2 separate regions of the Homo sapiens genome follow, and region 1 is linked to region 2. Evidence: read pairs that join two places in POLR2A ChIA-PET (ENCODE). Cell type or tissue: OCI-LY7. All regions are shown on one strand. Each heading gives the region's core, and the rest is flanking DNA. Links, peaks and the distances in the headings are about the cores only.

Evidence for each region. Peaks named below come from ENCODE experiments on the same cell type or tissue, not always from the same donor. Only the 100,000 strongest peaks of a DNase experiment are listed, where the experiment ranks them.
Region 1: POLR2A ChIA-PET joins it to region 2 with 18 read pairs; 2 of 35 experiments call an interaction of 5 or more read pairs at or near these places.

Annotation. Positions count from the first base shown.
Region 1 is chr18:77,056,575-77,068,208 of GRCh38, forward strand. MBP (myelin basic protein) reads right to left here. Exons shown (of 9, transcript NM_001025101.2): 3 at 9,724-9,811. Among named protein-coding and RNA genes, the nearest start is that of MBP, 70 kb to the right of the region's middle. RefSeq lists enhancers at 2,016-2,649, 6,640-6,729, 8,145-9,344, 10,750-10,839. In OCI-LY7, for the core only: CTCF peaks have their summits at 5,618 (motif pointing left) and 11,153; DNase peaks (open chromatin) are centred at 5,577, 5,847, 6,147 and 6,857; H3K4me3 peaks cover 1,598 bases; H3K27ac peaks cover 3,717 bases.
Region 2 is chr18:77,154,019-77,171,060 of GRCh38, forward strand. No RefSeq gene overlaps it. Among named protein-coding and RNA genes, the nearest start is that of MBP, 30 kb to the left of the region's middle. RefSeq lists enhancers at 4,288-4,788, 6,425-6,995. In OCI-LY7, for the core only: no CTCF peak of the experiment used is centred there; no DNase peak of the experiment used is centred there.

The DNA of each region.
Region 1 (11,634 bases), core at 3,635-11,634, 97 kb before region 2:
ACTGCACCAACCGGCCTCCATCCGATGTCCTCCAGGACTCTCCCACCAGCTCACCCCAGTGCTTAAAAACCCTCCCGCCTTTCGTTTCAGCAGGGTGGAGTTCAGCTCGCTCTCTCCTACTGCAATAGTCTGGGATACGTCTTCCCTGCCTGTCTCACTCTCCCTGGGGTAACTTTTCTTTGACACCACTGAGTCCTCCCAGCAACCTGCAGCTGAGCACACAACCCCCCTCTGCACAGGGGAACCGAGTCCACAGTCCTAACTACCAAATGACATGGCCTCACTAAAGTAACTCCTAGAAGCCGAGACCTTTGTCCGACAGCTCTCAGGAGAGGCTGCCGAGGAGAACCGGCTTCCCACGTGCCCTGACCACGCCCACACCCACGGCGTGAGATTTCACCACTCAGCCGCTGAGAAGCAGGGGGTCTTTGGCCCAAAACAAACATCCTCTGAGACGGGAAGGAGGCATGTCCCCCAAGAACTGCCTGGGTACTACAATGAAGCAGGGTAAATATTCAGAAGTGTGTTTGGGTTTTTAATGATATAAAGTATCATTAACATTCACTTCAACGCACAGAGGAGAAGTAACTGTTACAGTGTTTGTTTTCACATCTGTCAGACAGACATGAGAACTGCCCTGCCCCTCAAGGAACCAGCTGCGGTCTCCCTGGCTGGCTGGGAGCACTGGGCTCCGATCCTGCTCCTGAGTGTCTGCCTGGCAGCTGCACCCTCATCTGACATGCAAGGCGGGGTCAGACAAGATAATCTGAATATTCCTTCATCCCCCAACTTGTGATTTTGTTTCTATGATTTATACCCAGCCCAAAGATGCTATTTCACAAAATGGGTTTTGTGGCTTGTCTAGACAGGAATACAAGGCCTCAGGCAGCCACGGAATCACAATTAGCGATCCATTCACACTAGCACCGAATATTCCCACGGAAAGGCCGTGCAGTGATTATCTCTAAGGACAAGGACTGTGTGTGAAGAAGGACAAGGAGAGAGGAGCTCCCGCGACTGCCAGGTCCAAATGGAATTTTACATCGGAAATGACAGCTACTTACTAAAGTCTTGTAGCTTAGTTTACTAACCTGGATGCATTAAATACACACATCATTTGAAAAATAGCATCTCAAAAAATGATTTTCTCATAGCCGTTTCTTGGAAACAAATTTAAACAAAGATGCAATGATTTAAAAAACCGCTACACGAAAATTCTGAAGGGGGACACCTGAGGAAGGCGGGGAGTGTTTTTTTTTTTTTTTTTTTTGAGACGGAGTCTCGCTCTGTTGCCCAGGCTGGAGTGCAGTGGTGCGATCTCGGCTCACTGCAAGCTCCGCCTCCCGGGTTCACGCCATTCTCCTGCCTCAGCCTCCCGAGTAGCTGGGACTACAGGCGCCCGCCACTACGCCCGGCTAATTTTTTGTATTTTTTTTTTTAATAGAGACGGGGTTTCACCGTGTTAGCCAGGATGGTGTCGATCTCCTGACCTCGTGTTCCGCCCGCCTCGGCCTCCCAAAGTGCTGGGATTACAGGCGTGAGCGGGGAGTGTTTTTTAAGTTCGGCAGAGGACACCCAGGGCTGCACCGGCTCTTCAGGGACCCTCCGGGGAGAAGAGGCATCCCCTCCCCAGCCCTGGACGTCCACCTCAGGGGCGGTGGGGATGCGGGGATGCGGGGATGCCGAGCGCTCCCAGGCTGGGTCACAGCAGGCAGTGGCTCCGCTCTGGCTTCGACTCTCAGGACCCACCTGGGACCCCTGCTCCACGCTGCGGGGAGGCCAAACCTGGAGAACCCAGGGCACCAGTTCAGGCTGACAGCCCGGCCGGACCCAGCCAACGCCCCGCACAGCTCGCCAGCCACGGGAGGGAGCGGCCTCCGGCAGACCCCAGCCCCAGGCACGACCCCAGGCCCGGGCACGACCCCAGCCCCCACCGGCTGATGCGACGCCCACAGGGGACGAGCTGTTCCAGCACCACCCCCGCCCCCGCGTGCAGAATCCTGAGCAACAGAAACAGCACTTTAAGAAACGAAATCGTGGACGCACTTGGAACACGGCCGCAGTGACTGGAATGGTGCCCAGAGCCATTTTAATCTGGAACAGACTGGGGACCAAGTCTCAAGCTCCAGGCCTGTGGGGTCAAGCAGCTTATTCCGTGGAGGGAGGAAAGTCGCAGGGGACCTGGAGGCCCTGGAGATGGGGGCTCCTCGGCCGGCCGACTGCAGCCTGGAGAAGGCCACTGCCAGGCCTTTAGTTTCCAGAGACGCTGCAGTTCAACATTTTCCGGGGAAAGTTTACCGTTTCCAAATGTCATCAAAATTAAAAGAAAACACCTCCACCATATGGACATAACGAGACCTGCCTGAGGGCCACCACATCCAGCCCTAGCCCACCAACTTACAACCCCCTGAGGCTGCCCCAAGATGGAAGCGTGCTGGGGAAATAGGCATATTCAGCCACGGGAAGGGCAGTTCGCCAGCACGAGTTCGGGGAAAATAATTTAGCCGTCTCACTTACTTTGACTGAAGCCTATTAAAACAATTAAAAGAAAGAAAAAACCCTACTGAAATCAAAGTGCCAACTGTAGCATGGTTTCTAGTAGCAAACTTGAGACAACCAAAATGAAAAGCAATAGAGGAATGATATTACTGTTCAATCATATGGAATATTAAGGAGCTATTTTAAAAGGATAATACAGGATCGCTAAACAGCCTAGAAAAATGTTGTTGGTTGAAAGATCAGAATTCAAAATGGAAAATGGGACAGTTATGTCAGGTAGTTGAATTATTTTTTAGTTCATCAATTAATCCCATTAATTAATTTTAATTATTAATTCAATTTGCTGCTTTATTAATTATAATGAATTTAAATTATAATAATTTAATTTTATAAAGTAGTCACTAATTATTTATAATTAATTTAATTCTAATGATAATAATTTAACCTTAATTACATTATTAAAATTAAAATTAATTAATTTTTATCTAATTAATCAAATTTGACATATGTGTAACACTATAAATAAATATATTTTTGCTTAAAAAATCAGGGGAATATTATTACAAGTAAAAATACACCAAGATGCAAAAGCAGACATGGATCTTGAGAAGCCATTTGGTATGTCCACTTCAGTGCTAAGTGCTTCCACCTGGTGGCCAATTCAAATAAAAATAGGGGCCAGCACAGATAAGAGATGCACCGCCTTCAAGAGGCTTGCATTTGTGGAAGAAAAAACACACCAAGTATGCAAATGCAATAACCAAAAGGCCAATGTGAAGGACATGAAATAAGGCAGTGGGATAAAGAAGTGTGGCATGGGAGACAGGCGGGCTTCTTGGTTAGATATGACAGGAACAGCCTCTTAGAAAAGTGATGTAAAGTAAAAATAAAGGCCCTAGCCCTCCAGGCAAGACGGAATAGACTCTTTGTGGCAATAAGATAGCAAATTATGGGCTGGGCGTGGTGGCTCATGCCTGTAATCCAGCACTTTGGGAGGCTGAGGCCCTCGTTCCATGTCCTTCTATGTTAAACCATCCCCCAAATGGTGTGAAGTCCCCAGAATGGCTGGCCCCGCCATTTCTCTATTTTGTTTTCTCTAACCTCCTGCCCTCTCTCTTCCACCTCCAGTATATGGCACGGCACATTGGAGGTGCTCAAAAATGATTTAATAAATGAATGGAGAAAGCACATAGGCAGGACATCCTAGTACCAATGATGAATGAGTGTTTATGGCAGATGTGACCCAGGTCCTCAGAGGCACATGAAAAATGCTAATGAACGGCAGCACTCATTATTCACTGTATGAACGTGGCTTCAAGCAGTAGAGATGTTAAAGCATCCTGTAATGGAGTATAACTGTTTTCTCTCTCTCTCCTTTTTTTTTTTTTTTTTTTTATGAGGCGGAGTTTTGCTCTTGTTGCCCAGGCTGGAGTGCAGTGGTGTGATCTCAGCTCACTGCAACCTCTGCCTCCTGGGTTCAAGGAATTCTGCCTCAGCCTTCCAAGTAGCCAGGATTACAGGTGTGCACTACTACATCCAGCTAATTTTGTATTTTTTGGTAGAGATGTGGTTTCCCCGTGTTGGTCAGGCTGGTCTCGAACTCCTGGCCTCAGGTGATCCACCTGCCTCAGCCTCCCAAAGTGCTGGGATTATAGGCATGAGCCATCATACCCGGCCAAATTGTTCTCTCAATGGGCCCTTGCAACAATTCTTGAGGGTCAATAGGAAACCCTGTTTTCTGGAGGAGGAAACAGGCACAGAGAGATGAAGTCGCACCCCCAGTTGCATTGAGAGTTGATGGCAGAGCCAATGGTCACACCTGCCTGTTTCCCAGGTGGAGTCTGTCTTCTCTTGAGGCTGCCGCTGACCCTCAATGGAACACAGGCACGCAGTGCCTCAGCAACCAGCCGCTCAGAACTCCTCCTGGGCCTTTCTCAGAGCCTGGGACCTGGAACTTTGTGCTATGAAATGCCTATCAAAGTCCTGGCTCTGGGAAGGGACCCCAAGTTCTTGTAATTCTGTCTGTGGATCATAGCAGGTCCTCTGATGGCTAGACACAGGGATCATAGGCTCTTGGCTTGCAATGCGGAAGATTCATGTTGCACCACTGGCCCTTACTGAATTCTATTACAATAAATAACTATACAAAACTAATCTCCACATGTGCTATAAAAATACCTTGAGGTCGTTGACTACCATGTGACTCTTTGTCTGTGATAAAAATTTAAGCAGGAAAAATTCTTAGTATTTGTTAAACAAAGCTCTGTATGCTTCAAAAAATGTCTGCAGTCTTCTCTCTGAAAATACTAGCCAATGTTTACTGAGTACTGTGAGGAGATGGGAGAGTCCCACACGTGCACATGTGTTGTTTCTTACTCACAGGTCATTTTATGATTACCCCTACTTACGTATGGGGAAACCAAGACACAAACAGAGGAGTTCATTGCTAAAAGCACACAGCTAAAAGGTGGTAGGGCTCTACCACCTGCTGTGTAAAATGAGAGACTTCAGGCTGGCCGGGGTCCCCTTCCACTTGGGCAGCTGGGCAGCTCAGAGTGAAACGGGCGGCTCCCTGCAGCCATTGTCACATGGTTGATGTGTTTGTGGTCTTCCTTCACTTCATCTAGACTTCTCAATTTTATTTACATTTTACTGTTTCCTGGTGTTTTTTCCTACTGTCAGCTAACTCAAGCTTTATAAAATAAAGAAGAGTGAAAACACGCACACACCAATATATGTACTTAAATGTTTCTGGGATGAATACTTTTTAAATAAACATTAAACACAGATATTTCTATCTCCATTGTCTGAGCAATGAAGTTGTGAATGTTTTCCTCATGACTCTTCATGGGGGTTTGCCCTTACATGCTGTGCACACAGGACTTGGCCCTGTGAAGTGGACGCAGTGAACACAGACGCGGGCTGGTGACGTTTTCACGGTAGGACATCCATCCTCTGTGGCACATGTGGAGTGAACTAGCTTACACATGACACGGAGTCCACATCCCTCCAGCCCTGTCTTTGAGATGCCTGTCCTGGCTGAGAGGAACCACAGTCAGTCACCGGGGCAGTAGTGCCCTCTTTTGGCCACTCCTCTCCTCCCTTAGTATAATTTAGGGAGACCTAAGACTTCGCTCACCTCAACTGAATTGCCTGCCTTTAGTTTAGCCCCACGATTAGTCAACTCTGGCGGGAGAAGAGGTGGAGACTGACTCCTGCCTTCCTTCCCGCCTGGTTTCTAAGGAGGAGGACAGTGTGTGCACTACCTGTGGGTGTGTGGGTCAGAAAACGCTTAGCAGCAACTGGTCTACTGAAAAATGGCCTGCTTCCCCAAAGCTTGGACAACGCCCAGTTCTCTAGGTTGTCGTGCCTTAGAGTGTTTTCTTCCTCCTTTTGTAACTAGGCAAAACAGTCTTAAGCATAACCAGAAAGCTGTCGAAAAAAAAAAAACAAATCACAGAAGATATTTGAAAGTGTGCTCTAACGAGTTATTTACTTAGATTGAAAACAATCCTTTGGTGAGATTTTTACCAGAACATGAAGGGCAAATAAAACTTCAAAGTGGATTGCTAAGAGAATGACTGGCTTTGGCCTTCACAGAGACGAGGAGGAAGGCTGCGTGGTTTTAGTTGTCTGTTTGTGGTTTTGAGCACTCAATGTGTGAACCATAGCAATAGCACCTGTGCCAGAGTCAGCACCTGGCACAAACTTCTCAATGCGCCAATCAGTCTTAACTCGGGGACTCTCTTATCAGCTGAAATACAACACTATTGCCTTTCGACGTTCACAGAGATCTTAGGTATGCGTGTCCTGCAGAGTGGTTAGCTAAGGATGATGGCTTTCTGCCCATTTCTCACATTCCTCGCTCATTCTTCTGATGCGTGGATGAAACGGCTGCCAAGAACCTAGAGATGACCATCACACGATCACGGTGACTTGTGCTCACGGGACATCAGGAATGGTTTCCCAACGTACTGATGGGATTTACTATCATGTCAAGGAAAGACCTTTTCCTAAAGTAGGTGGGAGCTGCTGCTCTCATTTAGAGTCACTTTATACATTACAATTTTAAAAGAAATTGCATATATGCCTCCAAGGTTATACAGCCAAGACTAATAGCCAAGATTATTTTAGTTTCTTTTCCTTCAGCACTCTGCGCCTTTAGAGTAGAGTTCTGTGTGCCCCAGGAAAGGGTCAGGCATGGGAAATTATTAAGGTCAATAGCAAAAGCCCCACAGTTCAACAGGCCCTTCCAGGTCGGCATCACTTGGGATTGTTGCTGCTAAATAATGCGTGCAGAGGCCTCCTGGGCCAGCCTCCCCTAGGGTGGATGAAATGAGGATGCCTGGACCACAAGCTCCTCCCACTTCCCCCTTGGTTTTGACTCAACCTGAATCAGGCATCAGCTGCAAAGGCCTGAAGGTGACTCTTGAGAACTGCTTCCTCGGCACACTCACGGGCAGAAAGGCTTGGAATGTGGGAGCTAAGTTCATTCGGCAGATATGCGAGCCTTGCTCCGGTGTCCAAGGACCTGGGAACACCTCAGTAAACACAACAGGCAGAAGTATTGCTCTTCCTATCAAAACACAACCCACGTTTGTGAAATGATGGAAATATTCTGCATTTCCATCATTTCCAGTAGTTTTCACATTCAATCCTAGGTAATAACTCTCTAAACTCAGTATCTCTTGGAAAAGATTAAGGAGGGCTGCGTTTGGAAGGGCTTCAGGAATGATATCATCTTGATAGCGTAAGGAAAGGGCTAAGTATAGAAGACCTTTTTATGTTATATTGTATCCATGCTGTATATATACCTATACATATGTGTGTGTGTGTGTGTGTGTGTGTGTATGTGTGTATTTGATGGTAACAGAACCGCTGCCATCGTTACGAATAATCTCAAAAGCAATTAGCTAGGGGAATAATGATAAAGATGATGTTTGCTTAAAAAAACAGTAGGCTTAGCCAAAATCATTCTAGAACTCACTTTTATTTATGTGTAAAACCTAAATTTGGACATTTGTCTTCGTGCTTTTCTATTACGTCTTTATATATGTAGCTGAAATGTATGAGTAAAGAGATCATCTAAATGAATTTTTATTCTAGAGTTTTATAGGCAGATTTATTCTTAAAACCATCAAGGCTGGGACATCCCATTCAAACTCATAGATTGTCTATTCTACGAAACCCTAAGTGTTCTCCAGAGTGCACGCTGCTGCTCCTAGTCATGGACGCGGCTGCCTTCAACTCCTTCCTCTTCTTCCTCTGCCACTGAGGATGGAAACCCCAGTACCTGAAGGCGGTGAGTTATGCTCAGACATGCCTCCAAGAAAATTCCTATAAAGAGCATAATAAAGTATGCAGAAATCAGCAGAGCACTGAGTCCCTTTTGCACTTGCCTATCTCCTTTCTAGTAAAGGAGTCCTCATTGCTTTCAGTCTCTGGGCCTTTGAGTTATGTTGATTTTCATGGACGCTTAAGATATTGAAACAGTCGGTAGCACTAAATCTGTTTTATGTGTGTTTGCTCAAGAAGGATGGAATTGTAGAAAAGAAAGGACTTTTGAAAAAGAGCAAGTTAATCACGAACAAAAAAAATCGGCATAAATTATCTTGTCTAACAGCTGAAATATAAAGAAAGGCCTTTCCATAAATAAGCAAAGATCATGCTAGGGAATGTGGCCAGGAAGCCTGTTTGCCTTGAATGTTGTCTGTAACCTACAGGGTGGCCTGATCTTGGGGAAAGGGATGCGTATTTTAGTAGCCACAAAATCACTCCTTTTTCCTTCGACCTATAGTGAGTTCTCAGGATCTGAGCACATTTCATTCCACCCCTTTTCCTCTTTGCTTTAGGAATAGATGAAGAAAATCAAAGAGCTGTGCACAGCAGAATAGAACTGCTTTGAGGACCTGCATAGCCCTGTGGTCTTGGGCAAGTCACTGAGCCTCAGTGTCATGATGGGACGAGTGGATCCAACCTCATTAATGTAAACCTCAAATGAGAACATGGTCAGTCACTCATAGGGGAAGCAGAAACAAAGATGAATGCTAAGATTATATCTTGGTTCATTTTCTATTGCTATAACTGAATACCTGAGACTGGATAATTTATAAAGAAAATAAATTTATTCCTTACAGTTCTTGAGGCTGGAAAGTCCCAGGGCATGGCACTGGCATCTGCTCAGCTTCTGGTGAGTGTGCCATGACGTGGTGGGTGGCATCGCATGGTGACACAGATTAAGAGTTGGCTCAGGCCTCTCTTCCTCTCCTTACAAAGCCACTGGTCTCATCAGGGGCCCCACCCCAATGACCTGATGACTAGGTCTCTGCTCCTAGTTACATCCCAAAGGCCCCACGTCCAATTAACATAGAAATTTAGGGGGTTAAGCTTCCAACACACGAAATGTAGGGGACACATTCAATCCACAAAAATATGTAAAGGCAATTTATATTCAATAAGGCAATACAAAAAAGTAAAATTCTGAAGACAACAGTTATTTCCCAATGCCTTCTGAGTCACTCTTTGTGGTTAAGATAAACACCGTGGTATCCAGGCTTTGGTGCAATTTCATTTCCTCATTAGCTATTTTTTACAAACACTGCTAGGCTTCCCGATGCTCACACAGGGCTGGACAAACAGACGATCAGAGAAACACCATACAGTGAGCCTGGGAAATGCTGAATGTCTATGTGTGCAACAAGGCATGCGAGCAAAAACAAAACCGAGATGGGAAGGGATTGCAGGAGGGGAGGAAGGGGCTGTATCTGCCACGTATCTACACAGCCGACATTTTAATTTTTTTTAGACAGCGTCTTGCTCTGTTGCCCAGCCTGGAGTGCAGTGGAGCAATCATAGCTCACTGCAGCCTCGACCTCCTGGGCCCAAGTGATCCTCTCACTTCAGCCTCCCAAGTATCTGGGGCCACGGGTGCATGCCACCACACCTGGCTAATTTATTTATTTTATTTTTTGTAGAGACGAGGTCTCATTGTGTTGCCCGGGCTGGTCTTGAGCTCCTGGGCTCAAGCGATCCTCTTGCATAGACCCCATGAAGTGTGCGATTACAGACATGAAGCAATGATCCCAGCCTCTATGTTTTAGTAATGAGTACAGACAGATCCATGGATCACCCATGCAATAAAAAAATCAAAGGCTTCCCCGAGTGAGAGTGCAGGTGCACGCTGTCACCATGTGGCGCCATGTTGCCGATATCTGCGTCACCTACCGAACACTTCGTTGTCCTCTGAGGTTGTCCGTGAAAGTTCACCCAGGTTTCTCTTTTTTTCAGATTCTCCTCTGTTAGTTTCACTATTCTGGAAAAAGAAAACACAACAAACCCTTTTCTTAAGATAAATTGTTTTATCAACAAAATAATTGTAATGCATTTGTCTCTTTATAAATTTTTTATCAGATAATCAGTTTCACATCTGTTTTCAAGATAGAATATAGAGCCTTGGTTCAGAGGAGGGTTTTCTGCGCAGGATTCGGAATTCTGGCTTGTTTTCTCTGCCTAAGCACCTAAGCACTTTCTGGACCCAGTTGGTATAGTTTTATACAAAAAAATTGGAATATCAGCCTAGGTAAAATAAATTAGCTACATGCCATCCCATTTATTCCAAGGGTGAGCCCACATAGTTACTGCTTTAGATTCTAAGTGACACTGTGCGGCAGAACTGACGCCAGGCCTTACTCCTCCAATGACACCTTTGGCTAACTGGAACCAGTCAGGACCACTTTGATGGGAGAATGAGTCCTTTTAGGGACAGAAAACGAAGCTGATGTCCGGAGGCACTTTTGCATTCCAGGGGAGGAAGCGGCCTGTTGTGGTGTTATGGGGTGGGCCAGGCCCCCTGGCCACTCCTCTGGGAATCTTCGGCTTCAGAGTTTCTCCTCTGGGCCTCCCTTTGCCTGTCGTTTGGGGCCCGAATGGCAGTGTGAGCTTGTTTTTCGAGTTTAAAGTTTTCAGTACATAGTTTGATCACCAGTGCAGAGAGAAGACATGGTTCAGCTTCCTGATATATTTGTAATCAATTTTACTTAACTATTTTGAAATGTCACACTTGCACATTGAATGATTCAAATGCTCTAGAAAGTGCACAGTGGCTGCGTGCTGAAACCCCGGGGTCTCCTGGATGCCCCCCCGCCCCCTTCTGGGAGGCAGCTGGCATTTCCAGCTCCTTCCAGACTTTGCACAATCATCTGGGCACCTTCAGACAATGACACATGGGTATTCTTTTCCCTCCTTTCTGTCTTCACATAAATGGCATCACACTGTGGATGATATGCTCCTTCTTGCTTTTGCCAGGGAAAGAGGGATCCTGGAGGTGACGTCATGTCGGCACGCACAGACTGCTTGCACAGCCCGCTAGCATTTCAGTTACTGTTCACACCTCACCAGGCTCCACAACCACCATCCAGCTTGTTCACATTTGTGTTTTTCAACCCTAACCGTGTTGCACTAATTTCCTGTTCACTTCTCAGAATGCACATGGCCAAGGAGTATTTCTGGAGGAGGAATGAGTCACACTGGAGCTTTCACTGAGCGGGCGTCAGTGCTGTGGGCAGCCGCGCTGGCCCTGGTGCTACCCACCAGCAGCACCGGGAGGCTGCTTCTCTCGGGTGCCACTCCCTGCAGCGCCCCACCCTGGTCTCTGCACTTAAGTTTGTACCAATTTTCCACCCAATCTCTCATTTCCTGGGAGCCTTTAACCCAGGACCATAATATGTACATAGTCTCAATTTTACATTCTTTTCCTTCTGGAGAGAGGGGCAGGCACAGCCATTAAGACCACCCTGAAGTCTGATTCAGACCTAGTGTGACTCACTTATGTACTGCAGGCTGTTTGTTCCTGGAGAGAAGTCCAGCCCTCTGAGCTCACACCAGCCAGGGCCCTACACTCCGCCTCCTGGTCACTAAGAGCCCTATCTGGAAACCCTCCATCCCGTGTGTGTGTGTGTGTGTGTGTTTGTGTGTGTGTGTATCCATTCCCATCCCTGGGCAGACAGGAGGGGATGGGTGGGTAAGGTCCCCACCAACCAATGTTTACGGCATTGTTTCTACAATTCAATGCTGTCTGGTGTGATTAACAGATAAAAAACACACGGGTTATTGGACTCACAAAATTGAGGAGGGAAG
Region 2 (17,042 bases), core at 3,519-11,518:
ATGTATTTGTAGAGGTAGTTGCTGGGTCAAAGGTTATACATATTATATTGATAATTAATGCCAAATTGCCCTCCTAAGAATCTGTCCCACTGTGTGTTGTCAAATTTTTCAGACTTGCTGATCTGAGAGGTGATAAGTTATCTTGGTACAGTTTTCATAATGAGTGAGGTTGAGCTTCTTTTCACACTATTAGTTCTTTCCATGTGAACTTTCTGTTCACTGCCTTTAACCATTTCTGCTTGAGTCTGTTGTTCTTCTTAATGCTTTGTAAATTTTTCTATGGATTAGGGAAGTTGGCCATTTGTGGCATGAGTTGAACAGGATGGTTCTCAGTTTGTCTTTTCACATTGCTTGTGGGAGATCTTACTCTTTTCTCAAATATTCAAATTTTTCAGTTGTGGTGTCTGATCTCATGACTGTCGCGGATAGTGGTGAATATCCATCTTTTGAGAAACAAGCAGAACAGATGAGATGTTGATGTTGTTTTGAACTAAAAAGAATATGGCTTCATCTTTAGCTGTGTTTGAAGACAATTCCCAAAGAGGAGCATTGACATGTGTTGAGCAATATCTTCAGCATGTAACTTCACGAGTCAATGGCGACAACTCCCCAGGATGACAATGGGGAGTGGCCATGCCCTTTTGTGCATATAAGCGATTGTATCTGTTAAAGTATTCTGCTGAATTAGCAGTCATGCAAAAGATCAGCAGGTACTCTCCACTGCGCAGAAGTGGGCTTGGCAGAGACACGAGTGTCTCGGGCAGAGGAAGTGGGTGCTGTGAGATGGGGTGGTACGGGGTGAGAAGGAACAGGGAAGGGGCTGGCCCCCTGTCCCAGGGCCACGAGGGGCTTTGAAGAGTTCAGGAGTGCTCTTTAAGGCAAGAGCAACAGGCTCTGTTGTAAACTTTATTTACACATTAAATAGAATAAATTTTATTTATTATTAGTTGAGGTCATTTGGGCAACGTCGCAGGTTGAATAGCGTCTTCCCAAAGGGTATGTGCGTGTCCCAATTTCTAGTGCACTGTGAACTCGACCTGATTTGGAGGCTGGGTCTTTCTTCGCAGCTATAATCAAGTTGAGATGATGCCATGCTGGACTGGGCAAGTCCTAAGGCATGAATGGGTGTCCTTGTAAGAAGAGAGGAATTTGGACACAGAGACACAGAGAGAGAGTGTCCTGTGACGGGGCGGAGACGGGAGCGGTGCAGCCGCAAGCCAAGGAGCACCGGCGACTGCCGGGAGACACTGAGGCCGGGGAGGCAGGGAACGGATTCTCGCTCACAGCCCGCAAGAAGGGGCCAACCCTGCGACACTTTGGTCTCTGACTTTTGATCTCCTGGATGGTGGCATGATACATTTCTGTTGTTTTCAGTCCCGGTTGCGGTACTTTATAATGGCAGCCCCCAGGAAACAGGTACCAGCCACAAGCATGAAAAACTGGCTCTGGCTAGCTCAAGCCAAACAAAACAAGACAGAAATACAAAATCAGAAAACAAGACAGCTTACAGGAACAAATAAGACCTTAGAAGGAAAGAAAGCTGGGAATGGCCTGGAGTTTGGGATCCACCCTGAGAGAATTCCTGTCCCGTGTTTGGTGAAGCTTCCCTGGCTGCCTGATGGCAAGCAGCTGACAGCGCATGAAGCTGCAGGCAGTTGTGATATTTGACTTGGTTTGGATCTGCGGTCTCCACCAAATCTCATGTCACCTGTAATCCCCAGTGTGGGAGGTGGGGCCTCCTGTAATCCCCAGCGTGGGAGTGGGGTCTAGTGGGAGGTGACTGGATCATGGGGGTGGGATTCTCACGAATGGGTTGTCATCATCCCCTCTGTGCTGTCCCCTTGGTGACAGTGAGTGAGTGAATTGCCCTGAGATCCGTTTTTAAAAGGTATACAGGGTGCACCTCCTGCCTGTCTCGTTGCTGCTCCTGCCACGTGAGACACCATGTGAGACGTTTGCTCCGCTTTGCCTTCGCCATGACTCAAAGCTTCCTGAGGCCTCCCCAGAAGCAGCAGCTGCCATGCTTCCTGTACAGCCTGCGGAACCGTGAGCCAATTAAACCTCTTTTCCGGCCAAGCGTGGTGGCTCACGCCTGTAATCCCAGCACTTTGGGAGGCCAAGGTGGGCAGATCACCTGAGGTCAGGAGTTTGAGACCAGCCTGGTCAACATGGTGAAGCCCCATCTCTACTAAAAATACAAAAATTAGTTGGGCGTGGTGTCGGGCACTCGTAATCCAGCTACTCGGGAGGCTGAAGCAGGAAAATCACTTGAACCTGGGAGATGGAGGTTGCATTGAGCCGAGATTGCACTATTGCACTCCAGCCTGGGCGACAAGAGCATCTCAAAAAAGCAAAAAACAAACAAAACAAAAACAACAAAAACACCTCTTTTCCTTACAAATTACCCAGCCTCAGACATTTTTTTATAGCAGTACAAGAATGGACTAATATAGTATTAAAAAGTGGAAACGACCGGGCAGCAGGTTGACATTTTGCTTGGTATTGCCGGCTCATGTTTCCGCTTCATGTCATTTGCATGGCGTTGCCGGCTGGGGGCTGAGGCGTGCAGCCAAGGACAGTGATGGTGGGATGAAGCGAAGAGGCTGGTTTTGGATTTTTTTTTCGGAGGTGTTCAATAGGAGGTGATGGTTGATTGGGTATAACATCAGGCTGCCTAACTTTGCCTCCCCAGGTAAACAGGCTTAACCATTGTTCAAGTCACAGCAAGCTTCAATTTGATTCTAGTAATTTGACTCGTAGCCAACCTATACAAATCCATGTCCCATTCTTAGATATATAAAATAATGCTTTGATAACTGAAAGAGGTTTAAGATGATAATTATAAAGATGGACCTAGTAGTTTTCTTTGTTTTAATTATGAAATATTTTGAACATACAGCAATGTAGACAAAATAATATAAGACATCTATGTGTCCCCCACTAAGATGAAATGGATGTGAGAGTTTGGTGTATTTGCCTCAGGTCTGTATTCTTTTCTTTCTTTTCTTTCTTTCTTTCTTTCTTTCTTTCTTTCTTTCTTTCTTTCTTTCTTTCCTTCTTTCTTTTCTCTTTCTTTCTTTCTTTCTTTCTCTCTCTTTCTTCCTTCCTTCCTTCCTTTCTTTCCTTCCTTTCTTTTTTTAATAAATAGCAACACTGAAAAAGCTGAAGCTCATTAATTCCTGCTCTCATTCTCTCCTCTGAGAAATAATCACTCTTCTGAAGTAAGTGAGTACCATGATCAGGCAAGCTTTTGCACTTGTATGATACTTGTTTGCTTCTAAAAATATCCCATACTTTGTGCTTTCCAGGTATTCTGTGTGTTTAAAACACATAAATTGCATTAGCCTATATGTGCCTTTATGTCACTTGCTTTTTGTTTCACATTTTGCTTTTGAGATGTAGCTGCTATGCACAGGTAGCTCCAGCTCACCCATCATGACAGCTGTCGTGTATGCTATTACGTGGATAAACCCTAGCGTCTGTCTTCCTCTGCTATGGACAGTCAGGGTTTTTCCACTTTTGAATGCTAAAGAGTCTGCTGCAGTGAACACTGTAGCTTCTGTCTCCCTTGTTCTCTGGGGCTTCTTTATTCATTACTAATTTTACTGATTGCTCACTTAGCTTCTTCTTTTGAAGCTCAGTGCCCATCTTTTTTCCTGACATATGTATTGATGACTACGAGTCTCTTTCCATCCTTGCATTATCCCACATGGATTTCATTTCTGCTCACTTAAAATAATCATTTTCTTTTTGGCTTTTTCTTTGGCCCTGATTTTGTGTGTGTGTAAAAGTATGTGTTTATATGTGTGATGTCCACATGTACATAGGGCAGGCTGTAGTTATCTTTTTGTCATAATTTTCTAATTTTATAGCCTCATGGTGGATGTGCTTCATTTGATCCCAATTCTTGGGTATTTGTTGAGAATTGCTTTGTGGTCTGCTTTGCAGGTGGTTTTTATAACCGTTCTTAGTGTGCAGGGAAAGAATGTGTGCTTTCAAATTGTGGAATGCAAGGTTCTTTACATTCTATTACATTAAAACGTCTTAGCTGTGCAGTGTCCATCTTCTTTAGTCATACTAATGTTTAAACATTTTGTTTAAAATATATTTTGGACATACAGAAAAGCTGTGAAAATAGTACAGAGATTTCTGGTATACTGGTGACCCAGCTTTCTAATATGAAGGACATACCTAACTGTTGTACAACATGGAAACCAAGGAACTCACTTTGGCACCTGCTATGAAGCCCTCCACAGACCTTACTCAGATCCCTTCAGTTGTCCTACTAATGGCCTTTTCTGGGGCAACATCCGGCTTAGGATTAGGTGAATGAGTTGCCTTGTCTTTTTCTGTCTTCTAATCCAGTGGTCCCCAACCATTTTGGCACCAGGGACAGGTTTTGTGGAAGACAATTTTTCCATGGATGGGGGTCTGGGGGATGTTTCCAGGATGAAACTGTTCCACCTCAGATCATCAGGCATTAGGTTCTCATAAGGAGTGCATGACCTAGGTCCCTCACAATAGGGTCTGGCCTCCTATGAGAATCGAATGCTGCCACTGATCTGATGGGAGGCAGAGCTCAGGTGGTAATGCTCCTTGGCCTGCCACTCAACTCTTGCTGTGTGGCCTGATTTCTAACAGGCCACGGACCAGGGATTGGGGACCCCTGTTCTTATTTGTGACAGTGTCTGAATCTTTCTTTTTTAAGATCTTCAGGTTTTTGAGGGCTACTGGCCAGTTATTTTGTAGAATGTTCATGTGCTGGGCTGAAAGGTGGCCTCCAAAAATCCATGTTCACCTGGAACCTCTGAATGTTACCTTATTTGGAAATAGGTGTAATTAACCAAGATGAGGTCATCCTGGATTTGGATGGGCCCCAAGGCAATGGCTGGTGTCTTCACACAAAGGGGGAAATGTGGCACATACACACACATAGCTTAGGACACCACGCGCTGACAGAGGCAGAGGTGGGAGCGAGGCTGTCACTAACGAAGGAACGCAGGTACTGCCTGGAGCTGGGGAGGAAGGACAGGTCCTCCCTCAGAGCCTTCAGAGGGAAGGCGGCCCTTACACCTGACCTCAGACCTCGGGCCTCCAGAACTGTGGGGGAATACATTCCTGTTGTTTTATGACAGAATTTCAGCTTTTTTTTTTTTTTTTTTTTTGCTTATTCATGATTAGAATGTATGTATATTTTTATATGAATAACACTAATTTTTTGATCATTTGATCTATTGTGTTATATGAAGATGTGGTTAAAAGGCTATTATTGTAGTAAATATCTGCTATGGTCCAAATACCTGTATTGCCCCTAAATTCATGTTAAAATCCTAACCCTCAAAGGGATGGTAGTAGGACATGGGTTGGAAGGGGATTAGATCAGGAGGGTGGAGCCCTCATGAATGGGATGAATGGCCTCATGAAAGAGGCCCCAGAGAGCTGCTCTGCACCTTCCACCATGTGGGGATGCAGTGGGAAGATGCTGTTTATGAACTGGAACATGAAATCGCTGGTGTGTTGGACTTCCCAGCCTCTCACATCGTGAGAAATTTATTTATGCTATTTATATGCAGTCCAGTTTATGCTATTTTGTTTTGGCAGCCAGAGTGCACTAAGATGAAGAGTCTGAAAACAGAGATTGATAGATGAGGACTTTGCTTACTTGCCCTATATTTAAACATTTTCTGACAGCTGGGTTTACTAACGTCCTCCAGTGTGTTCTGATTTTTTTTTTTTTTTTTTTGAGGCAGAATCTTGCTCTGTTGCCCAGGCTGGAGTGCAATGGCATGATCTTGGCTCACTGCAACCTCCGCCTCCTGGGTTCAAGTGATTCTCCTGCCTCAGCCTCCCGAGTAGCTGGGATTACAGGCACCCACCACCACGCCTGCTAATTTTTGTATTTTTTAGTCGAGATGGGGTTTCACCGTGTTGGTCAGGCTGGTCTCAAACTCCTGACCTCAGGTGATCCACCTGCCTTGGCCTCTCAAAGTGCTGGGATTACAGGCATGAGCCACCATGCCTGACCCGGGTTCTGATTTTATTTTTAAAGTGTACTTGTGGCATTTAACCATTTGCGGATACTCTTCATTCTATATGCGTTGCATATTCCCCAAATTGTGATTAATAAAGACATACAAAGTGTCTATTCTTTTTTGTTTTTTTGAGATGGAGTCTGGCTCTGTCGCCCAGGCTGGAGTGCAGTGGCACAACCTCGGCTCACACAAAGTGTCTATTCTTAAATCTTCACATCTGAGGTGACTAGAAGAGTATATTTAGGAATGGGACTTTAGAAAACGTGACGGCGAATCTGGATGAGAACTAATTAGTGCAACTCAGCATTGCAGTGGAGGTCAGTCACAGCATTAGGAAAGAGGCAGGAATTCCAAGCTCTGATTTTGCTGCTATGTAACTGGGGTGCATGTATATTTACCCATTTCTAATTCATTTCCCCTGTCACCCAGAATCTTCATACAAGGACTCATGGAAAGTCATTTATTTTAGGTATTCTCAGTCATCACTGGGCAAAGTTAACCTATGAAAGTCGGTTAATTTCCTTGTGTGTGTGCATCAAGTTCCCATCGTTTAAACGACAGGCTTGAACTTGATTTTCTATCTGCAGGGTCTCTTTCGGCTCTGGATTCTTAGGAATTTACGATCCTGAAGAAGGCGGTGTTTAGGCGCAGGCCACTGCGATCACCACTTTCTTATTCTGTTGTGTAATTATGGTTTCCTGAGAAAAGCGCTTCCTCCTTTCAGGCAGTCCCCTTTAACATGCAAATTTCGATGTTTCAGAATGATCTCCCTTTAATCCTAAGACTACAAAGTAAGACACCAGGAGGATGAATTATACGATGGGTTTTGGAGGCATTTTTAGCATGTCCTTCACTTAGAAATAATAGACTAATAATAGAAAGTAAGTCCCATCCAAACACAACAGAAAACCATACATTCAAATAACATGTCCAGCGCGTGAATTGTTGGCTGGTTCTGTGGCCAGAACAAGTGATTAAAAATTGAGAAACTGAAATAGTTTAAGATGAAAAATTGTGAAACTCAGGACATAAATACAATTTTTTTTGTACATTGGATTAGACAAAGACTTGAATTCTACTTATAAGTAGTGTTATTTGTTTAAAACATGCTAAATTTCTTTGTGTTGTAAATATTGGCACTAGATAAGAATGGCATAGCAGCCCAAACTCCAGACTTTAAAAGGCGGAGGGAAAGCTAATTTATCAATAATTATGGACAATTGACAATTAGAGATATTAGTCTCACCTGTGCATCAAAACCAGTTTTTTTTTTTTATTTTTTTATTTTTTTTTATTTTTATTTTTATTTTTTTATTTTTTTTTATTTTTATTGACATCAGTGAAGACTTTGGCATTTCCACGTGCAACATTCAGCTCAGTCTTCTTCTCAGCTGTCTTATTAGCAGCTGACAAGCTTGATCATCAGACCCTTTAGTGAATTACTTTCTTCACTTCGATAATTTTGAACTTTTACCTGAGACCTGTTCTCCCACATAATAGCAGGGCTGGAGAAATCCCCGCAGTGTTTTGCATAATGGGAAATGACTAAACACGTTCTCAGTTAAGTGCAACTTCCACTCTTCCTCAGAACTAATAGGATATATGTGTACATGAAAGGGAGTTTATTAAGGAGAACGGACTCACAGGATCACAAGGTGAAGTCCCATGAAAGTCTGCCTCCAAGTCGAGGAGCAAGGAAGCCAGTGGTGGCTCAGTCCGAGGAGTCCCAAAACCTCAAAAGTCGGGAAGCCGACAGCGCAGCCTTCAGTCTGTGGCCAAAGGCCCGAGAGCCCCTGGCAAACCACTCTTGATGTAAGTCAATTCCCCTTAATAAACTCCCTTTTCATATATACATAGATCCTATGAGTTCTGTCCCTCTAGAGAACCCTGGCTAATGCACTAAGTAGGTTGGTAAAATGCTCAGGTCCTGCATGCCCTTAAATCAGAGGTGACCAGGAGTATGGACAATATCTCTCAAAATATCAACAGTCTAGCTTCAAGAAACTTATTTAACGCTACTGAATGAAGAGTTTATTTATTAGGAATTCAGTAAGTGTCTGTGAATCCATGACGGGATGAGCAATTTCCTGTAGGTGAAGACACAGACTCCACAGGGTGGGGCTTCTGGCTGGCTCCTGGATAAATACGCAGCACCTGGAATGCCACCTAGCACACAGCGGTGCCTCAGTAAATAATGCTGGAATGAGTTAAAGTCGGTGAAACAAAATCATTTTTAGTAATCTATCTGCTCAGACTTTTATTAGCAAGTGAAAGAAACCCAACTTGAATAAGATAAGTGAAAAGGAGACAATGAAATTTAATAAAACAATGAAATCATGCCAGGGTTCATCTTCGTCCTTTGCCACAGAAGCCAGGGTAGCTGCGTGGGGGGCCATGATGCCTGTGGGCCTGAGGCTCATCAGAACTGGAACACCAGCGCTGTAGGAAATTCTCCCTCATCCTGGCCCCACTGGCCCCTATCGCTCCAGCGCCTGCCTTCCTCCCTGGCTGCTGAGAGCTTCCTAGACTTTTATTGCCTAGCCACAGTCAAAAAGAGAGAGGGCTCCCCCTCCTTCACTGCCCAAGTCTACACGTTCAGGGAATGGGGCACACTTTAGTAACAGTCAGGCTGAGCCCTGCAGTCACGCAGTCTTGAGTCAGGCCCAAGCCCATAACCAATCCTGGGAACAAAGCACACAGGAGTCGTATGGATGCAATGCACGTGGATGTAGCTTCCAGGAAACAGGCCGTGCTGCTCCCAGAACTGGTGGTGCTGGGCAGACAGCACACGTACGCCACGGGCAGACCTCCTGGAGACACTGTGGGTGAAAGGTAAATACTTTCATGAAGTGAATCATTTCTTTATCTCTCTGGGGATTACTCTTCTTGGTGGGCACAGGGAGAAACCATGTTGCCTGGAGTAGGGTGCTCCTTGAGGCTCCACTGAGGTTTTCCCTGCCTCTGGATGGGGGACTGATGATCTTGGTTTGAAAGTCTTTCCAGCCAGAACTCTTTCTGTCATGCTCCACTGGGACACACTGTTAGGGACTCAACAAGCATTTGTTCAAGCATCAGAATGGAGCCTGAGGGACCTAGATAGCATCATTCTATTTTAAAATTAGCTTTACTGAGATTAATTTATATGCCATAAAATTCCACCTTTTGAAGTATACAGTTCATTCAGTGATTTTTAATATATTTCCATCACTGTAATCTATTTTTTTTTTTTTTTTGAGACAGAGTCTTGCTCTGTGGCCCAGGCTGGAGTGCAGTGGTGCCATCTCGGCTCTGGGGACGCAGTGTGGTGGTTTGTGTTTCAGAAGAGGTCTCGTTGTTGAGGGAACATTTGAGAAAGATGAGACCGGAGGCAGAAAAATGATTGGGACACTTTCACAGAATTCTTGGGGGAAAATGATAAAAGTCCGTGGGTCAGTGGCTACGGAGACAGAGATGGGGTGACTCACCTCTCCCAGTGATGGAGACCAAAGCTCCTGGCGTCCAGGACAGGCAGGGTTCAGAGAATGTGGGAGTGGGCCCTGCATACTTAAAACAAATGCTAGCAAAAGAACACAAGGATCCCCAGGTATGCAAGTTGAATATTTGAAGTTTCGGCCTTTCACGGATGGGCTTCTCTTCTCAGAGACATCAGCCCCTGCTGCCGGCTGCCCCTCTTCCTCAAGCCTCGCTTCCCACCTCCGCTCTCTGGCCGCTCCCACCCCACGCACTCACAGTTAATCCGTCAGCTGGGCTGCCTGAGCCCCTCTTGCCTCACTCATTGTCCCACCTGCTCTAGCTGTGCTGGAGAGCCCGCCTTTCTGATGAGACGGGCTCCTCTGGTTGGCGTGTTGTGCACAGAAGTCCCTCTCTGCCGGAGGAAGGGCATCAAGGTTAACTCATCCAGACCCGGTGAAGCAACTCCGCAGGCACCTCCTGCAGCAGGACACGGCTAGGTGAGGCCGGGAGGGGCTGGGGGAGGTTTCAGCCCATTCACCTGCAGCCTCATCTCACTCCCCGTTTCCCAGGGAGGACCTGCTGCACAGTAAAGCTGTTTCCCCGTCTGGTGGAAGGCGCCCGTCAACAAGTGGCCACAACGCGGCATTTTGAACTGTAAGATCTCTGGGTTGAACGTGTCCGGCAGTCAGTCAGTTGGCAGGGAGGCTGAGGAGCCTTGGAACAGCTCCAGGGCAGTGGTGGAAGGACGCACCAGAGGAGCGGTGGGGATGTCTGTGGAAGTGCAGCGCTTGACCTCGCTGGAGTTGTCGGTGTTTTTGTTGTCTTGGGCATGAATGTTCATGACAGCCACATTCATAGTATCTCCAAAAGGGAGCAACCCACATGTCTCCCAACAGGTGAAGGAATATGCACAGCTCTGTGTGTCCACACGGTGAACGGTGCTCAGTAGTGAGCAGAGACGAGCTCCTCACCTATGCAGCGCAGGAAGGAAACTCACAATCATCGTGCTGAGTGACAGGAGCCAGGCCCAGAGGAGCTCTCGCTGCACGAGGCCAGGTGCGTGAAGTGCTAGAAAACACAAACTCATTTACGGTGGCAGAAAGAGGATCGATGGTTTTCTGGTCAGTATTTTTAAAACAGAGTTTAAGGGAATAAAGCTCCCTTCCACCCAGGATTTCCGCAGAATGGAAATAGAATGGCGCGGGAAGGGTGTGTGTGTGTGACAATTTATAAAACTATCCATAAACCAGGCGTAGCCAGCTCTTCTCATCTTGGGGGAGGATCCTGGACCCGCTACCCCACCGCGTTTTACTCATGCAGTGTGGACGCAGGAAGGCCCCTCTGCAGAGCGCGGTGTGCCCACCGCCATGTCTAAGGAAATGAGTAGACAGGGGCACGTGGGGCTCCTGGGAGGCGGAAAAGCAGACAGCAGCTTCCTGATGAGGTGACACCCGCTTCTCAGGCTGGGAGGCTGCCAGGGCTGTGGTGAATTTCTAGAAGGGAGGGGACCATGGTGCTGGGCACAGTCTACATTCCAGTCACGTCTGAATGGCTTCTTGTGTGTCCTTTAACTTGATTCTCACAGCAGTTCACTCTTCAGGGGCCCCCTGCCTGGGTTGGATCTGACCCCCTCCTACCTGGGAGGGGTTTTGGCTTTTGCCTCACTTCTCTGCACCTGTTTCCTTACCTGTAAAATGGGAAGGCGATGGCGAGTACCCAACAGGAATGCCGTGAGGATTGCGCGAGCTCATATTCTGGGGCCGACAGAACCACGCCTCCTTCAGGGTTGCGTGTCCAAGTACTTGTGGAATAAGTTAACCTGCCCAGTGAACACTGTGACCACTTCTCAGGTGACATCCACTGGTGCAGCGAGGTTCTGGCCCTCAAGGGGACCTAGCAGAGGAGACAGTGAGCAGATATCCTGCAGCCTTCACTGTGCCTGGATGCAGGAAAGCACAGATGCTGGAGGCTCCACAGGGGTCCTCAACACCCCGAGGAAGGGGTCACCAGGCCCCTGGGATGGTGGGTCACCCTATGAGGCTGGGGGAAGGCTGGTCCCGAGGAGATGGTGAGGTAGAGCAGGAGGAGCATCCCAGGGCAAAGGACCGGATGGCAGAAGATCAGGGGGTGAAGGGGAGGGCGTCTGGTTTAGGAGCCGAGTGGAGACCGCAAGCCTGGGCGTGCTGTCAGGACCAGCCTGGCAGTGCAGCTGGTGCTCATGGTGGGCGTGGAGGATGGGAACCAGGGACAGGCGTGTGAAGCGGGGTCAGAGAGCAGGGGCTTAGGGCAGAGCTGCTTGGCCCTCAGCATCCCCCCAGGTGGCAGAGGAGCCTTGAAATAAGCATTCCAGAGCTCCCATGCCGGGAATCAAATGAAATCATTCTGGGTGTGGCCAGAGTGTGCAGATGTCCCAGGCCCCCGAGGGATGCATGAGTTCATCGGGAGTCAAAGCAAAGCCTGCGCTGGACGGAGTTAAGCCAGCGGGGAGACTTTATTCTTGAAGGCGATTGCAGTAGGCGAGAGAGGCAGAGGCTGTCTGAGCTCAGTTCTGTGGACCGAGGGTGAGAGGGTGGAGTTTGTAAGAGCTGGGGTCTGGGTCTAGGCCATCTGTATTTCCTGAATGGCCCTCCCTGAAGGAAGAGCGAACTTTCTCCTGCATTCATCACAGGAGGGATGGAGGGAATCGCATGGCTTGAAGAGAAATGAGACTTGGAGAGAAGTGCGCCTTGAGGTTAGGGTCTGCCTCCCACCTTCCTCCCACAGAGACCGGACGTGGCCACTGTCTTCCTCCGTGATTATGTTTCAAAGGAATGACCGGCCTCCAGATCACTGAGAAAGACACTCCCTGGGCCTTACAACTGGCAAGATATGTCACAAAAGGCTTACATCTCCTTTCTCTGCCCCTTGTAAGGGGCAGAGAAAGAATTTACAATGACAAGTTTTTCTAACGCAAATGCTCCAAGAAAAGGCAGGTGGAGGTGAGAGTCAGGAAGAAGCTTGGCTGAAGTTTAGTCAAGGTTAGGGGCAGGGTGGGGCGTCTCTGTCACAGGATTGAGAACCGAGTGCCAGGCCAAGGATGAAGATTAGCGGGCATCTGGGAGGAGACCACCAGGTTCTAAGCTACAGGGCAGCCTTGGGTAGTAGGATCCAGAGCTTGGAGGGGGGCGCGTGTGGGGGCAGCCCGGGAAGGTGCAGGTCCCAGGCCTGAGGGCTGCTGGGGGCAGCTGGGGAGTGTGATGCCCCTTCCCCTGCTCAGGTGAGGAAGAAAGGCATCCTGGGTGTCCCCCGCATGGTGCCCCTGAGTGGACAGGTGTTAGAGGTGCTGATTGAGAGGCGCTGGTGCTGTGAGGGGCTTGGCGGTCGTGGCTGAGTCAGTGATGTGGACGTCACTTCCAGACCTTTGTCACCAAAGCAAGGCCCTGCTCACCAGCTGATTAACTGGCAGGACGGGGAGTGCAGCTTTGAAAATCAACTCCCATTCCCATCACTGGCACCAGGCACTAGATGAGATGCCAGGTGGTGTGTTTGTAGAAGGTTGGCAAAGCATGTTTCGTATTTATCTGCAAAAACCTTAAAGTCTGTGTTGAGAAGGGATGAAGGATATCGGGACACATGAAACTGTATTTTATCCTCTTCCCTGTGATTTTACTGGGCTAGTGATCACAAAAGCGCTGCTCTGTAGGACCTGGATTTTAATTGCAGACTTAATCAGATCAGCGGGCACTTGGGAACACTTACTGAAGTGAAAAAAGACAATTCAAAGATTCATTGAGTATTTCCTGGGATATTTATAAATAAAGAAATAAAAAACTACTTTAACTCAAACGTTAAGAATCGAATTAACTCAATTTTGGCCAAGCATTCATGCAATGTTCCTTAGGAAGTTTTCTGCCACAGATGTTTATGATTTTAGTTTTAGGACCACAGAAAGCTTTCTGCCCAGATGTTTATGATTTTATTCTTGGGAATGAAATGAACAACCTACCGGAGTTTGAGTCACTTTCAAATTAAGCCGTGAACCTTGGGAGGCAGAAGTCCTGCAGGGTGATAGTTAGGCAAAGTTTTTCATTGTTTCCTCCCAAAGACCTGCAGAGAATCTGCTTCGCTCCTTTAGAATGTCCTGACCTCATTGTACCATTTTCCAGCTTCATGCCTGTCTGTGCCTGATGCTGCTGGGGGCTCTGTTTCTGCCTCTCACCACTCTGCCCACCCCTTTCCTTTGGGGAACACTTTCTCCCAGCCCAGTGATTCAAATGGAATTGCCAGTAGTGGACTCTGTTACGGCAGTCCCCGGGGAGCCTGTGCCGCAGGTCTGGCTGGTCCCACCGCTCTTCCCCACCCAAGGATCAGCCCAGGTGGGTGTGAAGCCCAGACTAGGCAGTCAGAGTCCTTTCCTGGAATCATGTGGAGCTACAGGAGAAGGGAGAAGCCTTATTTGTAGGTGTGTGCTTGTGTGTGTGTGAAAAAAACTTCCATGGAAATTGGAAGATAAAATTCTGAAGATCCTAGAGGCTATTTTCCTTTTAAAAGAGAGAAAGGTTATCTGAGTATAAAAGAATTGCTTTAGGCAGAGAGCAAGCGGTAAAAGCAACAGAAAACAACAGTGGGAATCCAGAAGACATCACTTCAGTTCCTGGATTCAGCTGGGCCTGCATCTGTCCTGACCAAGGATGCACTGGTCATGTGAAGACAGACCGTTTAATCTGGCTTACTCTACATGAAATCAGTTTCTTTCATTTACAACTGCAAAAGTCCTAACTCGAACAATTGCCTTACTCCTCAATAATAATGATAATGACGGCATTAAGTGTAAGAAAACTGCAGTGGCAGCTAATATTGAGGAGGTTCTCACTGGGTACCAGGCAGTGTGCTTCACGATTTACAGGTGAGCTTTCACTTACTCTTCATAACACACTTCACAGCTGAGAAAAATGAAGTTGGAGCTCTTGCCCAAGGCCACAGCACACATAAGCCGTAGTTCCAGAATCCGTCTGTTGCTGACCTTGTTTTTAATTGCTGTTTTATGTGTCTCCTTAAAGGCTGTGTTTACCCTTCTCATTTACTGATTTATACCAGCACCACCTGCCCCCCGACTCCCCCAATCCCACCATCGCCCAGAAGGTGATAAATAAGTGCTGATTGAATGGCTGTATTTGAACCTGCTGGTGACAGGGTTGGTAGATGTTTCCTGCCCATAAGATATTAATAACCAGCGCTAGGAATCCTTTCCTTTGTGTCGGGGGCTGTACTTACACCTCATTTCGTGCTCCTGGAAGGAGACAGCACTGCCTCCATTTGGGGTGGTCACAGACAGCTGGGCCCTGGAGGTCCAGAGTTAAGTGGCCAGCTGCTAGCAGAGAGCTGGGCCTCCTGCGCTGCCAAAGCGGGTGGTTTTCTTGTCACAGCATTGGAGGAGAGAAGAGACGTGAGTAGGATTCTGAGCGCTCTGCACACACCGAGTACTTTACGTGCTGTCTGTTTGTCAGAATGATCCCGAGAGTGAGTTTTCTGCTACCAACTTTATAGATGAGGACTCGGAGGCTGAGAGAGGCTGGGCACCGGGCCCATGTCCCGCACTAGTGGCAGGGGAGCTGGGATTTGCAGCCAGGGGTGGCTGGCCTGAGGCTCCCTGGTGTTATTCTATGCCCCAGAGTAGAGGCGGTGGGAAGGCCGTTGTGGGGGTGGTTGACTGTCATCCTGCTGCCCTTGGGAACATGAATGTTGAGAAGCTGCTAACTGTGCTCCAGCCGTGCGTGAGGAGAGAGGCTGCTGGCTGCCACCTGTGAGGCCTGATGGGCAGTCACGGCCCAGGGGGTTTTGCCAAGGCCTGGGGTTTGGCCTCACGCTGCAGGGGGAGCCCGGTTTCAGCGAGAGCCAAGCCCCTCTCAAGGGTTCTGCAGTGGAGGAGCCGTACCGATGAGGACTGTGGCTTGAGAATAGACTCAGCTCTGAGCGTTTCTCATCATCCTGGCTTCTGCCACCATCTAATCTAAGCACCATGGTTTCCCGCCTGGATGACAGCCCTCCCGGGCCTTCTGCCTCACTGCCCCTGCCTTGAAAGGAAATGAGATCACGTGAGCTCACACAGTGGTGGGACGCATATTCTCTGGGGTCTACAGCACCTTAACCCACTGGGAACAATTGTCTTCACATTGCCAATCTGACCGTGAGCTCTCGGAGGGCCGCGCTGCGTCTTCTACTTTTCAAATCCCCAGTTTCTAGAACAGTTGGCAATTATAGTAGGTGCGCAATAGCTGTGTGTGAATTCATGGAAAATGGTCAGACCTGTAGAGAGCTGAGTGACAGTGGCCAGCGACGGTGCTGTTCAGAGAGGTCATCATCACGTGGGTCTCCTTCCACTCAAGTGAAGAAATCCTTGGCCATGTTTCTAAGACTCAGGTTTATCATTTTAATAATTATTCTTTGGGTTACTTTGAGATTTTTTAATTAAAAAAGATGCCTTATGTAAGAGTTCAAACTCTTATTTTTGGGGGTAGGAATATTCACATTTTTATCCTGGTACTACTTCTGGTATACCTGGTATGGACATGCTAACTTACCATTGGATTCAGCGGCTCTAACTTATTAGTGGGTCAATTTCTTTGTAAGATTATTGACACTAGAGGTACGGATAATATAATATTTATTAAGCCACTATTTATGTTTATCAAATGCTCATTCTGGACAAGGCACTCTGCTGCATGTTGGATTAGCAGGGACTAGCAATTATACAGGACTCCATATACTATGGAAGATGCAGACCCCAAAGACATTCTCTGGGACCTGATGAGTGGACTCTTGAGGTGGGCGCCACACCAGCAGCAGGAGTGGCTGCAGAGAGGGGGTGTCTGGAGAGCAGGGCAGTCCCGAAATGGGGTTCCTCACCCTTGCTCTTCTGATGCAGGGCTGTATCCTTCTCCGTGTGTGTGTGTGTGTGTGTGTGTGTGTGTATGTGTTGGTAGGGGGTGGACCTGTGCCTTGCAGGACATGTGGCTGCATCCCTGACCTCCACCTACCCATCACGAAAACCACCAAGGCCTCCAGGCTGGCAAAATGTCCCATGGGGACGAAGTTGCCCTAAATCGAGAATCAGTGTCTGAAACATCCCTGGACACATTGTGCTGTGTTGCTGCTTCCTGCAGAAGCCAGAGCTTTGTTCTCAGACTTGTAGCTTTGAGAGAAGGATTTTCTTTTTATTTTTCTTTCTTTTTCTTATTTTTTTAGAGACAGGGTCTCACTCTGTTGTCCAGGCTGGAGTGCAGTCGTTCGATCTCAGCTCACTGCAGCCTCGACCTCCCAGGCTCAAGCAATCCTCCCACCTCAGCCTCCTGAGTAGCCAGGACTAGAGGCACACACCACCATGCCCAGCTAATGTTTTAATTTTTTATTTGTAGAGATGGGATTTTGCCAGAGAGAGGCATTTTCTTGCTTCATAAAGAAGGATGGACCATTCATCTGGTTCTAGTGAATAAGCTGTAATTCACCAGGGATCCTTCTGTTATCCAGCAGCCCAATTTATTGCTTTGCTGAGTGCAGGGCTGAGAAGCCGAAGGACAC